2 separate regions of the Homo sapiens genome follow, and region 1 is linked to region 2. The links are chromatin loops, found by intact Hi-C in ENCODE. Cell type or tissue: CD14-positive monocyte. All regions are shown on one strand.

Region 1 (4,000 bases), 54 kb before region 2:
ATTGCTTTATTTGAAGAAAAGGAAACTTTTAGCAACATATTCCTAGAAATTACCTCAATTAGAAGGAGACATCTTGCTAGAATACTAACTAGGATTTTAGGTTAAATTATGCAGTCATATATTAAAAGATCCACCTTTTGGGAAATATCCATTGACTGGTGACCTGGCAGAAGGAAACCTCAGGCTCATTTCTCTGCAAGGTCCTGGCCTCTTTGAGTAAGCCCAATAGACATAATCAAGATGACAGTGTATATTATTTAAAAGGTGATTATATTAAAGCATTTTTTGGTGAAAAAAAAAAGTCTTGGAACAAATAAATACCTATTTGGTATGGGAACTGCAGTCTCTTCCTCTTTCTCACACACACCCATGCATATTGTCCCTTCAACATTCGTGCCATTTGTTGTGTTTAATTATAGGGGAAGTGAAATCCTCTCCAAAGTTGCCTGCTAGTTAATTGCTGACGTTTCATTCTCGAACATTTATTGAGAATAAGCTCTGCCCCATGCCTAGTGGAGGAAACCCCCGTGACATTTGAGTACTGTAGACAGGTTTGACCTATTCCAATTCAACAAGAGAGAAAGAAGCAAGGGAGAAAAAGAGCAATGCAGATCATCTGGGTATCTTCTTTGTCCTCCAAAGCCTCAGTTCTTCCCTTTGTACAATGAGCACAGCTGGATTTAATGGGCTCCAGGTTCTTTGCTGCTCTTTGAGGCTGAAACTCAGGGGAGGTAAAGAAATTCTTTTGCTTGTTCTGAACCCCAGTGGGCTGATCCAGAGCTGCTTGTACACCCTCCCCTTTCTAGATGAGATGGTTCCAGCGTGAATGGGGATGCTCCAGTGCTTGAAACTCACAGGCATCACGTGGTTAAGCTAGAAATAGAAAATAAGTCATGTCTGGGTTTCGAGGACTCCCTGACTATTCTGGTTATGTTTGGAACAGAGCGTTTATGAGAGGCTGAACTGAATGGATGGGATCATAGCTTCCATTCCATGGAAGGCAGGGTCGTCCAGCTTTCCTGATGGGAATGTGTTTGTTGGGCAGGGGTGGGGTTGGGGTGATAAGCTTCTTGGGGAGTGAGCTAAATAAGCCATTCTCAAAGCCCTTCCCCTGAGAATAGAGCAGGCTGGCTGTCCCGCCAAACAAAGAGCCTGGATGTCTTGAACCACTGCAGTGATGGGAAGATTCTGCCATCCAGACAATGGGAACTCTATCGCCATGTCTAGCTGAGGACAGGGGGTTAGTGTCTGGCCTCATGAGGTCCCAACAGGTCTGTTTGATGGGCAGGTTAACAACATAGGCACTAGAACCAGGTCCTTCTTCCTGGCTGGGGGATCTTGGGTGAGTTATTAGTTAATCTGAGCCTTGACTATTCCATCTATAAAAACAAGACCCAGAATAGTACCTAATTTTGTGTGTGTGTGTGAGGCAGAGTCTCACTCTGTCACCTAGGCTGGAGTGCAGTGGTGCGATCTTGGCTCACTGCACCCTCCACCTTCCGGGTTCAAGCAATTCTCCTGCCTCAGCCTCCTGAGGAGCTGAGATTACAGGCATGTGCCACCATGCCCGGCTAATTTTTGTATTTTTAGAAGAAATGGTGTTTCACCATATTGGCCAGGCTGGTCTCGAACTTCTGACCTAAAGTGAGCTGCCTGCTTTGGCCTCCCACAGTGCTGGGATTACAGGTGTGAGCCACCACACCTGGCCTGGTTGGGTGCATTTCTTGTTCATTCGTCATTTGGTCCCTATTTTTTTTTTTTTTTTTTTTTTTTTTGAGACAGAGTTTTGCTCTTGTTGCTCAGGCTGGAATGCAATGGCACAATCTCGGCTCACTGCAACCTCCGCCTCCCGGATTCAAGCGATTCTCCTGCCTCAGCTTTCTAAGTAGCTGGGATTACAGGTGCAAGCCATGATGCCCAGCTAATATTTGTGTTTTTAGTGGAGACGGGGTTTCACCATCTTGGTCAGGCCGGTCTTGAACTCCTGACCTCAAGTGATCCTCCTGCCTTGGCCTCTCAAAGTGTTGGGATTATAGGCGTGAGCCACTGTGCCCAGCCAGGTCCCTGTTCTTTAACAGAAAAGACAAGTCACCAAATCTGTTTTAGGCCCTTCAGATGCAGCTGTGAGCAAAAGAGACATCACCCATCCTCTTGAGCACTGGCTTCTAGTTTGAGTGGCTGGTACCCTGAGGAAGGGTCTGGAAGGACACAACCTGCAAGCTTGGCTGGCTGTGGTTGGCCTACCTCTGTCCTCTTAGGTTGGGGTTTCTCAGCCCCATACTATAGATGTTTGGGGCTGGATAAAGGATCAGCTGACCTGTGCATTGTAGGATATGGAGCGCCATCCCTGTCTCTACCCTCTAGGTGCCAGTACACGCTCCCTTTCAAGTTATGACAAATAAGCGTGTCTCTAGACAGTGTCAAATGTTCCCTGGGGGACAAAACCACCCCCCTGGTTGAGAACCACTGCCACCAGGTCGTGAAAGCACAGTGGGATGGGCCCCTCTAAGCCCTAGGGCAACGCTGGCTGTGATCCACAGTCCCACTTCCTTCTCTGTAAAGTGGTTGGATACACAGGTCAGGGTTTATTAACAGTACAGGCTCTGACGCAAGCAAACACACTCAGTGATTAATGCTAATGGTAATGGTGGTGCAGTGATGACCGTCCCTTTTCAACACTGCCACCTCCCCCTGCACATACATCGTAGGGACACCAGTGGCTCCAGCCGTTCAAGTCTGGGTCTTTGCCTGTGGTGCCCCCAGGGCATGGTAGTGAAAGGCCGGGCTCCGGAAGCCACCTTTATCTGAAGCGTGGAAATGTGGTTCCAGGCTGCCTGTCCCAACAGCAGACCCATCCACCTGGCCGGTGGGGATTGATCTGATGGGCACGAGGGCCCAGGAGCATGTTCCCGGCCTCTCTGGATCATGGACTGCTCTTGAGCACCGAACTTGACCAGCCTTATCAAATCTGACTGTATTTCCCTTTCTGTAATTCACCAGAGAGCCTTGTAAATCAGCAGCCACTAGCAATTCCTGCTTTGTGGTGGCTGTAAGACTCAGAGCAACTTGTTTTTCCAGACCTCTCGTCTAATCTTTTCTGTGTGTGTGTGTGTGTGTGTGTTTTAAATGTTATCTTGAACAAGAAACAGCTAAAATTTTATTTTTTTTTTTGCATTGCGACAGGGTTTTTGCCCAGGGGTCTGTTGGATGGGCCGGTTAACAATATAGGCACTAAAGCCAGGTCCCTCTTGGCTGGGGGATTTTGGGTGAGTTATTAGCTAATCTTAGCTTTGAATTTTCCATCTATAAAACAAGACCCAGAATAGTATGTACTTCATAGAGATGTTGCGAGGATTAATTAATGCTTATAATGCTTCTAAATGGGCTTAAAGCACTACCTAGTCCATAATAAGTGCCTAAGAAATGTTATTATAGGATTTGAAGTTGCACGGACTGGAACTTGAATCTTGGTCTCTGCCCCTTACCTGCTGTGTGACATTAACAAGTGTCTCCACCTCTCTGAGCCTGTGTCTGCCTTATATTAATAGCTGTGGTTGTTGCAGGTTGAGCCACCAGTGTGTCCTAGTTGGTCTGGGATATGCCTGATTTTTAGTGCTGAACGTCCCATATCCTCAGTCCCAGGCAAGCTGGGATGCTTGGTCACACTGGTTATGGGGTTGAAATAAACCATAGCACCTAGCACATTGTAGGTGTGAGTAAATGGAAACATGCCAGAAGTAGTCTGTCCCATTTGGTTATGTGTGGGAGGTGGTGGGGGGATGTTTTAGCTGCTCATTTGTTTCAGCCTACAAATACTCATGCCATTTTCCTCAGCCATAGAACTCTTGCAAATTGATGTTTTCTAACCTAGATTGATTTTTTTTGTCCTTCTATTTTAGACAGAAAAAAGATTTTTTTTGACTTTCATGTTACAAGATATCACCTCTTGTTTTTTTTTTTCTGTCTGTAATAACAATACTGAGGGTTGAATAATTAGTAC
Region 2 (4,000 bases):
GAAAATCCCTGTGTCTGCTTTCTTGTGGTATTTTTTTCTTTTTCTGTCCCTTCTTGCTGCTCCCAGTGAGCCTGTCTCTAGCGTTACCATTTTCTCCCTTTTCTCTTCTGTCCTTTTCTTTTTCCCTTGACCTTTTTCTTTTTATTTCTCACTTTTTTCCCTTGTTGTCTCTGGATTGGCAAGGTGGAGAGAGAATTAGCAATCCCCATGACCATGCTTGTTAAGATGAGTTGGGAAGCATGTGTGCATGGGACCTGAGCTGGGGTCTCAGAGTGTGCCTGTCTAAAACAAATGAGCTTTCTACCCAGCTGTTGTGACATGTCTTCCCATAGCTTGAGAACAAGTCTGTTTCATACTTTAGTAGATACGGGTTGCATTTTAGATCTGAAGTTGGCCAGCTCTGAATAAGTTAAATGTTTTAAAGCTACATATGATGCTTTTAGTATTATCTGCGCTTCGGAACTTTCTGTGTCTCTGCCATCTGCTCTTGACCTAGAATCGAGAGCAGAGTCTGATCAGACCTGGGCATATTCATCTGGGGACTTGGGCACTACCTGATCTTTTTTTTTCAAAAGGAGAAAAAACCCAGAGAAAGCAGCTACACACTGGTGATGTCCTGTTGCCAGTGAACAGGAGCAAGTGGCAGTAAGCTCTGGAGTGATTCCTCAGGCCCCATCAACCTAATGTCCCCTGGGCTACATGTACAAGTCCGGAGCTGGGAATAAAGTGAACCGTGATGACGAAATAACTGGCTTTAGTTAAATAATTTGCTGTTTACCGCTTCTCTGTTTATGAATCAGTTAAAAGCCCTTTTAAGTGAAATTGGATAGACTACAAAGTGTTGGTTTCATGTGTTTTATTTGCAGTTTAATCAGCGTGATCCAGCTGCTGGAGTGGGGAGAGTGGAGCCGGGGTTTTAATTATCCCTGCTTTGCCCGAGTTAGGAATTCCCAATGGTGCCGTCTGCGCGAAGATGCCAAAAACCGCATTGTTCTTTAATTAGCTGTTGTAATTGTTTTAGTCTAATCTCCGTGATTAGCAGCAGCATTAAATACAGCAGGAAGAATAGGCCTGTCCTCTACGTACTGCCCCAGTAAACAGAGCCTTTCTCCCTTCTGGAGAGGGATATCATAGAAAATCAATTAGAACTCAACCAGTGTTGATTGGAAAATGATAAAGACCAGCCACCATGAAGCAGAGATGGCTTTGAGGAGTTGGTTTATGGCCTCCATGGCCAGCTTGCCTGGAGAGCTCTGCAGCCCTGACCTGCCATGGAGGTATTTGGCTAGGACCTGCCAGATGGCCCTGTCCCTCTCTGGGGATGAGGAAATGGACCGGATTGGCACCAGCTGCTGTTTTGCCTTTAGGTTCTCTGTTTCATGCATTCAGCCACAAGCTTTCATCAAGCACCCCCTTTGTGCCAAACATCATGCCAGGGGCCTGGAGATACAGCACTGCACAAGGCAGAGACAGTTCCTGTCTGCATGGAGTCTATAGTCTATAGGAGGAGACTGATGGTCACCAAACACTTGCACAAGTGTTGGGTTCTTTTAAAGTGTGAAATGCTATGAAGGGGAGCTAGGAGAGAGTTTAACGGAGATAACTCATCTGGTCAGTGAGTTGGCAGGGCTAGGAGGGTGTCCTAGACAATGGAAGTATAAACTGAGATCCAATGAGTAAAAAAGAGTTAGCAGGGCAAAGAGGCCAGAGTGAAGACATATACATCATCAGGAGCAGCATGTGCAGAGGTCCTGAGGCAGGCTGGAATTCGATCCTTTCTGCTCATTGCTCTATTAGAGGCAGGAGAGTATGGTGGGAGTGAGCCAGATTCTGGATCTAAACCCCTTGTTAAAACCCTATCTCAGCTGCATGAAATTCTTCAAAGGACACTGCAGCACTCTGTCTCAGCGTCCCAGGATGTAAAATGGAGATGATGATGATGACGATGATGATTATATTATCTAGTTCATGGGAATGAATTAAGTTTCTACTTGTCGGGTCTTCAGAGCACTGCCTGGTAGGTACTGTGAGGCTTAGGAGGTGTGAGCTGGCATCATTAATCTGTTGGGGTAGCCTTCTCTTTGAAGTTTAACAGAATAGGCTAAAATCTAAATCTGTCATGTACAAGTCTTGTGACTTTGGCCTAGTTACCTAACCTTGCTGTCCCCGCTGTCTTATGCATGAAGCGAAAACACAGTCAAAGAACTCAGAGTTGCCATGTGAGTTAAGTAAGATAACTCAGGGGTTCCGTTCTGTTGTAAGCCATTGTTTGGTGCTCAGAAAGTAGTGGCTATTGTCATTATTCGTGAAACATCTGCTTGGTATGTGTTTGGTGTTGAAACTCAGTGATGATAAGTTCCCTTCACTACTTCTTCTTTCCTTCCCATTGTTAGCAAGGCTGCGCTGTCCTCCCCAAGTTCACAGAAAAGATAGCTCCGCAGCAGGGTTTGCCAACCTTGCCACCATACCATTTGGGGCTGGATAAGTCATTTTTTGTGTGCAGGGGTTCCCAGGTACTGTAGGATGTTTAGAAGCATCTCTGGTCTCTACCGAGTAGATTCCAATAGCACCCCATCCCTGGAACCACAATGTCTATGGACATTGCCATATGTCCCCTACAGGGCAAAATTGCCCCCGATTGAGAACCACTGCTCTAAGGAGAACAGAACAGATAGCTGGGTGTGGTGGCTCATGCCTGTAATCCCAGCACTTCGGGAGTCTGACACGGGGAGATCACTTGAGGTCAGGAGTTCGAGACCAGCCTGCCCAACATGGTGAAACCCCATCTCTACTAAAAATACAAAAAGTAGCAGAGCGTGGTGGTGCATTCCTGTAATCCCAGCTACTTGAGAGGCTGAGGCAGGAGAATTGCTTGAACCAAAGAAGTCAAGGCTGCAGTGAACTGAGGTCATGCCACTGCACTCCAGCCTGGATGACAAAGTGAGACTGCCTCAAAAAAAAAAAAAAAAAAAAAAAAAAAAAAAAAAAGGCTAGTTAGTACTTTGGGAACTGTCCAATGTGGGCTATTACAGTAAAAATAGTAAAGTTTGTTGGGGAGGGCAGTGTGCAGTGGGCAGTTGTGAGATCCTTTGAGCATGAGGCGTTTATAGTGGTTTTCAATTTCAGATTCATGTTGGAATCACCCGGGGAGAGTAAAAAGCAGATGTACAGCCTGCCCCACTGGAGTCTGATGTTGTGGGTATGGATACAACTCCAGGGTAATTCGTAGCTCTCTAGGTGATTCCAATGGGCCTCAGAGTTGAGGAGCACTTTGTAGATGAGGAGCTAACCTACCTGTGTGAAAAAAAGGTACTCAGGGAAACCTGCATGGAATGGTAGGGACAGGGCTCCACCTACCCTAGATGACATTTATTCACATACAAGGCATAAAAAGTGCTAAGTGCCTTACGTATATTTTACCGAAGTCCTTTATGTATGTTAACTCATGCAGTGCCAAAAACAATTCTATGAGTCAGGAACTATTATCATTAACCTCATTTCCGTGGTAAGAAAACCTAGGCACAGAGTGGTTAAGAAACTTTTCCAAGGTCGGCCAGATGCGGTGGCTCATACCTGTAATCCCAGCACTTTGGGAGGGCAAGGTGGGCAGATCACGAGGTCAGGAGTTCAAGACCATCCTGGCCAACATGGTGAAACCGCGTCTATACTAAAAATACAAAAAAATTAGCTGGGTGTGGTGGTGGGGGCCTGTAGTCCTAGCTACTTGGGAGGCTGAGGCAGGAGAATCGCTTGAACCCAGGAGGCGGAGGTTGCAGTGAGCCGATATCGCACCACTGCACTGCAGCCTGGTGACAGAGCAAGACTCAGTCTCAAAAAAAAAAAAAAAAGAAACTTTTCCAAGGTCACACAGCTAAGGAAACTCACAACTCATGCCCCATTTCCTCAGGAGGTGGGGCAGAAAGAGGTTTTGGATGTAAGCATTGGGAATGGTGTGTTTGAGGGTCTTCATAGTGGGTTAGATGAAGGCCTTGATGCGATA

Evidence for each region. Peaks named below come from ENCODE experiments on the same cell type or tissue, not always from the same donor. Only the 100,000 strongest peaks of a DNase experiment are listed, where the experiment ranks them.
Region 1: a loop joins it to region 2, with 2.1 times the contacts of the local background. A loop is called at or near these places in 6 of 110 quality-filtered maps.

Annotation. Positions count from the first base shown.
Region 1 is chr16:17,374,603-17,378,602 of GRCh38, reverse strand. All of the region lies in intron 1 of XYLT1 (xylosyltransferase 1), which reads left to right. Among named protein-coding and RNA genes, the nearest start is that of XYLT1, 94 kb to the left of the region's middle. RefSeq lists a silencer at 2,508-2,577. In CD14-positive monocyte, a CTCF peak has its summit at 2,299; DNase peaks (open chromatin) are centred at 462, 842, 2,592 and 2,912; H3K4me3 peaks cover 935 bases; H3K27ac peaks cover 3,623 bases.
Region 2 is chr16:17,320,331-17,324,330 of GRCh38, reverse strand. The region is part of intron 2 of XYLT1 (xylosyltransferase 1); the gene reads left to right. Among named protein-coding and RNA genes, the nearest start is that of XYLT1, 150 kb to the left of the region's middle. RefSeq lists an enhancer at 3,190-3,689. In CD14-positive monocyte, no CTCF peak of the experiment used is centred here; a DNase peak (open chromatin) is centred at 2,280; H3K4me3 peaks cover 366 bases; H3K27ac peaks cover 3,438 bases.